Regions from separate parts of the Homo sapiens genome. Here region 2 is linked to region 1. The links are chromatin contacts, found by Hi-C or POLR2A ChIA-PET in ENCODE. All regions are on one chromosome and are shown on one strand. The core of a region is the stretch at or near the end of the contact, and the rest is flanking DNA. Distances in the headings are between cores, read along the strand shown.

Region 1 (2,579 bases), core at 21-2,520:
GTGACCAGGGAACGGGAGAGCCTTTGGGAGTGAGGAGTGATGGAAGTGCAGTGGGGAGCAGAGACAGAGACAGAGAAAGAGAGGGAGAGAGAGACACAGAGAGGGAGGGAGAGAGACAGGGAGAGTGATAGAGACAGAGAAAGATGGAGACAGAGAGAGGGAGGGACAGAGAGAGGGAGGGAGAAAAACAGACAGAGAGAAGACACAGGATGAGTGATAGAGACAGAAAGACAGAGACAGAGAGAGGGAGGGAGAGACAGAGAGAGACAGGAAGGGAGAGAGAGAGAGAGAGACAGAGATGGGTGGAGGCAAGGGGCAGGAGAGAGGATGTTAACCCTTTCTCCCCACCATTTACTGAACTGTACGTTGGACGATGGGACGCCTCCTCCCCCTACCCCGTGACGGGGTCCTGGAGGGGCAGACTTTGGAGAGGAGCTGCTGAAGGGTGGTGGGAGAGCAGGCAGGGTGCCACCACAGCGCCACAGCGACACTGCTGCTGGGGGCTGGGTTCCATTCCCTCTGCCTCGAGATCATGGGGGGTACTTGGATTATTGTTCAGCAAACACCTGCTCTCTTCCCCCTCCACCCCTCCGAGGACACAAGCATGCTCTGCTCTGGATCAACAGTGGATCAATAATGGATTTCAAGCAGGCTGGGCTTGGCCTCTGCTGTCACTGTAAGAAACACACCCCAGGGGCCAGGCGCGATGGCTCACGCCTGTAATCCCAGCACTTTGGGAGGCCGAGGCGGGCGGATCACAAGGTCAGGAGATCGAGACCATCCTGGCTAAAACAGTGAAACCCCGCCTCTACCAAAAATACAAAAAATTAGCCGGGCGTGGTGGCGGGCACCTGTAGTCCCAGCTACTCAGGAGGCTGAGCCAGGAGAATGGCGTGAACCCAGGAGGCAGAGCTTGCAGTGAGCCGAGATTGCGCCACTGCACTCCAGCCTGGGTGACAGAGCGAGACTCCGTCTCAAAAAAAAAAGAAGAAAAGAAAAGAAACACATCCCAGGTAAGGCTGCCGGCCCCTGGAGGGTGAGAGACCTGGAGAGAGGTCTCAGCCCAGAGCACGGCCCAGAAGGGCCGATAAGCCTAGACCAGCTGGCCCTGACAGTGAGCAGGGATAAGTAACTGCAGCTCGACTTGTTACGCAGTGTTACTGACCCAACAGCAGACTGATGCACTTGTCCTGCACCCCCTTGCCGAGGTAAATCCTCCCAGGGCCTCAGCCTCCTCACATCCGAAGTTGGGAGAACAATGGTGCCTCCGCCCCAGGACGGGCTCAAGGTTGAGATGACTCAGCGCAGGGGAATTCTCTGCACACCCTGTCCTCTGTGAATGCTGCTCTTGTTCCTGACTTCCAGGACCAGGCGAAGGTGGCCCAGCTCCCTCCCCGCAGCCTGTTCCATGGCCCACGGTGCTGGGCGTGAGACTGCTCCCTGGTTCTGTGGGCTGGGCCCTCCCTCTGGGCAGGTTCTGTGGTGGGAGAGACAACAGGCTCGCTTTGTAACTCCAGCTGCCAGGTGCACACCCACTGTGTCCTCCAGCCCAGGCGCTTCCTGAAACTCCCCCTTGGTGCTCTGCAGCTTGTTTGCAAAGGTGCTACTTCGCCTGCTGAAATAAAGTGTCCCATTCAGCTCTCTACTCCCGCGTGGTCTGTTGGTCCACGATTTGCCCTTTGTGAGCAGCTAGCTCAGTGGCGTTTCCTGGAGACAAAGGCCCAGGGTTGAGGGTGCCGTGGAGACAGCGCTACCTAAGGAAAGGCGCAGCTACAGGGCACAGCCCCTTGCTGGGGGCGGCCGCCGCAGGGCCGGGCATCTGCCGACCCTCAGCCAGGTCTGGGATCACCCTCACCAGGGCCAGGCCAGTGGGGGACCTGCGGCAGACCTATAGGAGTAGGAGCTGCTCCAGGGCCCCAGCCGTTGCCCGTCCACGGAGGTCACGTTCAGGCTAAGCTGGGCAGCCCGGCCTTGTGTTGCTGGCCCCCAGCCGAGGGAGGAGCTACGGGAGGGGTTGGGGTGAGGCTGTGGCTGGGATGTGCAGTGCCCAGCGACGGAGGGTGCTGGACATGTGCCCGGCTACTGGACAGCAGCCAGGGAGCAAGTCACAACAGAAGCCGAGGGGGAGGATCCTGCATCCCCACTGCTCCAGAAGGTGCATCCAGCTGGGGCGCCCTCACCGTGCGGACACAGGGGCTCCCAGCTTTCTGTGCACGCAAGGCCACAGCAGGAGCTTCCCGGGGTCTGCAGATGACCCAAAGCAGAGTTCATTTTCTTCCAGTACCCTCTCTGCTTCTAGAACCTTCCTCCAGCCCCATTCCAGCGCTCACTCTGGCCGAGACCCCTGCCCACTCACTGGTTGGTGGCCGGCCAGCCGCCCACCCCACGTCAGCAAAGCCAGCTGCCCGTGGCCCGAGGATGTGTCCTCGCCATGTTCCTACGGCCAGTCCTCCTGAGGCCACCGTGACCCCGAGGGGTCCCGTGACGGGACAGGCAGCTGACCCAGCACTGGCCACGCGGCCACCCACTGGAACAGGATGAGAGGAAGCTCCCGGGCAGCAGAAACCAAGCCACCCTCC
Region 2 (2,579 bases), core at 50-2,549, 320 kb after region 1:
ATGTCCTTAAGCTACAATACCCATAATAATGAATGGTAGGTTTAAAAAATCCTTTCCAGCTGGGTGTGGTAGTTCACGCCTGTGATCCCCGCACTTTAGGAGGCCAAGGCGGGAGGACTGCTTGAGCCCAGGAGTTTGAGACCAGCCTAGGCAACAAAGTGAGACCCATCTCTACAAAAATTAGCTAGGCATGGCGTGTGCCTGTGGTCCAATTACGTGGGAGGCTGAGGCAGGGAGATCACTTGGGCCCAGGAGGTCGAGGCTGCAGTGAGCCCATCGCTACACTCCAGCCTGGGCAACAGAGCAAGACAAAATGCTGTCTCAGAAAAACAAAAAACAAAAACCCAAATCTTATCCAAGTGGTTCAGACTCATAAGAGAGACATAAAGTCATTGAGGTAAAGCAACCAGAGGCTCCTCGAAGGAGCCCTGAGAAACGGAAAGATGGGAAAGCAAGACAGGTGATATGCCACATTGTACAAGGCTTATCTGGGCATCCTGGTGTAAGCTCGTGTCTGCATCAACCACTGTGAAGAGCGCTGTGTAACTCTGTATCCATACGAACCTCGATTTCCACTTGGTTGTGAAACTGACACAGCGTGAGCCACAGGATTTCCAGCCTTAAAAACAGATTGCACAATGTTGAGCAGATTTACAACTCGGGTTAACAAGTAAATTACTCCCAATTCTGGGGTGAAACCTCCAGACGCGCCCTCCAGAGGGCGCTACTGGGCAGTCAACGCTCCCACGGAGGGGGTGCCGTGCCCACCCAGCCCGAGCCCCAGTGTGACGTACAGCCGTGGGTGGAAATGCTGCTTTTCCGATTCAACACCTGCTTATGTCCTTGGTTCGTCTAGCAAGACACCATCTCCTGCTTGTTCTCCAGCTCAGGAGACCTCGTACAGCCCACACCTGTCCCTCCACACCTGTCCCTCCTCGCTGTCCCCAGGCAGCACAGGCCCTGAGTCATGCCACCCCTCCAGCCTGGATCCAGAGTTCCCAACCTCAGAACCAGGATCACCATGCCTTTGCCGCAGGAGTTGACATGGGAGACATTTGGAGCTGCTCCCAGGGCCACACTCACGCCTCCGACAGCCCAGTGCCCCAACCCTCTTTCTGCCCTGTCATGCCAGCCCCAGCCCTAGGCCCCCGGGACCCCAGAACCCCTATACCCCCCAGAGCCCCCTCCCAGCTCTGCTCCCAGCTGGGAGCCTCCACACGCCAGCCTGGGAAGCGCTGACCTCAACACCTTCACCTGAAAGCACCAGCGGACCCACATCCTCCCAAACGCCTGGAATGGAGCTGCTCTCTCTTGGACTTTCCCGCTCCCTCTGCCCTCCCGACGTCAGCTCAGACGTCAGCACCCAGGAGGCCCTGACCAGCCTGTGGCCCCGGGCTTCTCCTCTGGGGCTCGTTCCCGTTTCCGTGGGGTTGTTCATTGTTGCATAACTGACCTTCGGTGTCTCTGCTGGGGGGACAGGGACACTGACTCACAGCAGGGGCTGGCCTCCCACCCAGCACTACTCAGTCTCTGTGCCTGTGCAGACGGGGTCCCCCCAGACACCCCTAAATCTCCACTTTCCTTACCAGGGGCCACCAGGTGGACGATCGTAATTACTGAGCTGGCAAACTCGAGAGCCGAATGCAAGACTCACAGTTCCCTTCCTGCTGGTACTGAAGACGTGCAACTTAAGACCCCAGAATCCAGGAGTGTCAGGCCTGGGCCACATCTGTACGTTTAGTTTTCACAATGGGCTGAACCTAACGGCTGTCCCACACCTGCTTTCACAACTGCAAAAGTAACTAGCGTGCACAGCAGACCCCAAGCAGCCCCTACGTGTTCATGGAACAACAGGACAAAGAGGACGACACGGCGTTCAACTTACGCTCCAGGTCCTTGCCACGTCCATGTGATGGTGTCCTGGGGAGGAAGAGGCAGGGTCAGTCAGCATGGGGCCTGCACCCAGGGCCTGCACCAAGCACCTGCGTGTGCCGGCCTCTCCCTGCACCTCCCACCCCACAGAGGCGCTGCAGCCAGGGGGAAGGGAGGAGGGTGCTAGAGCTCCAGCTTCCCAGAGTCCCTGAGGATCCAGGACTCGGACCAGCCCCCCAGCCTGAGGTCCCCAGAGCCTCTAAGGACCCAGAGAACCACCACCTTACAGGTCCCCAGAGTTCCCCCAAGATCCCCAGAGTCCCTGAGGACTCAGAGCCCCCTCTTATAGGTTCCCAGAGCCCCTAGAACCTGGGAAAAGGGTCCTCCCTCCCTCCATGCTCTCCGCTTTCCTCACAGACCTGGGGACACCAATTCCAGTGTGCACCCGGGACCCCGGCCCTCTCCTGCCCACCGCTCTCTCCAACTGCTCTGAGTGTTCCCCCAACCACGGTGCATGTGCAGGGCCCCCCCACCCCGGGTGCTCTGAAGTCCCATCTTCAGCCTCAGTGCCGCCGGGCAGGGACCACACAGCAGGGGCCGTGACGGCAGAGGCCCAGACACCGTCACCCTGGGGTGGACCTTCTGCTCCCCTGACGGCTAAGCTAGTGCTTCTTGGTGCATCCAGTAATAGTGTGTTGCTTTAAACA

Evidence for each region. Hi-C counts contacts between places; a loop is a spot of excess contacts on that map. ChIA-PET counts read pairs that join two places held with the same protein, here RNA polymerase II (POLR2A). Pooled maps may share reads with other maps.
Region 2: a map of sigmoid colon shows a loop between it and region 1 (2.9-fold over the local background). The contact joins two enhancer-like sites. A Hi-C loop is called at or near these places in 2 of 168 maps with a recorded cell type or tissue (heart right ventricle and sigmoid colon) and 8 of 50 pooled maps. POLR2A ChIA-PET finds 5 or more read pairs at or near these places in 2 of 52 experiments (H1 and activated CD4-positive, alpha-beta T cell).

The regions. Positions count from the first base shown.
Region 1 is chr5:1,160,046-1,162,624 of GRCh38, forward strand. No RefSeq gene overlaps it. Among named protein-coding and RNA genes, the nearest start is that of TERLR1, 17 kb to the right of the region's middle. Within about 2 kb of position 1,271, at least 8 of the 41 ENCODE cell types and tissues checked have a DNase peak (open chromatin) inside an H3K27ac peak, as active enhancers do.
Region 2 is chr5:1,479,057-1,481,635 of GRCh38, forward strand. LPCAT1 (lysophosphatidylcholine acyltransferase 1) reads right to left here. Exons shown (of 14, transcript NM_024830.5): 7 at 1,886-1,920; 8 at 565-619. Among named protein-coding and RNA genes, the nearest start is that of MIR6075, 31 kb to the right of the region's middle. Within about 2 kb of position 1,300, at least 11 of the 41 ENCODE cell types and tissues checked have a DNase peak (open chromatin) inside an H3K27ac peak, as active enhancers do.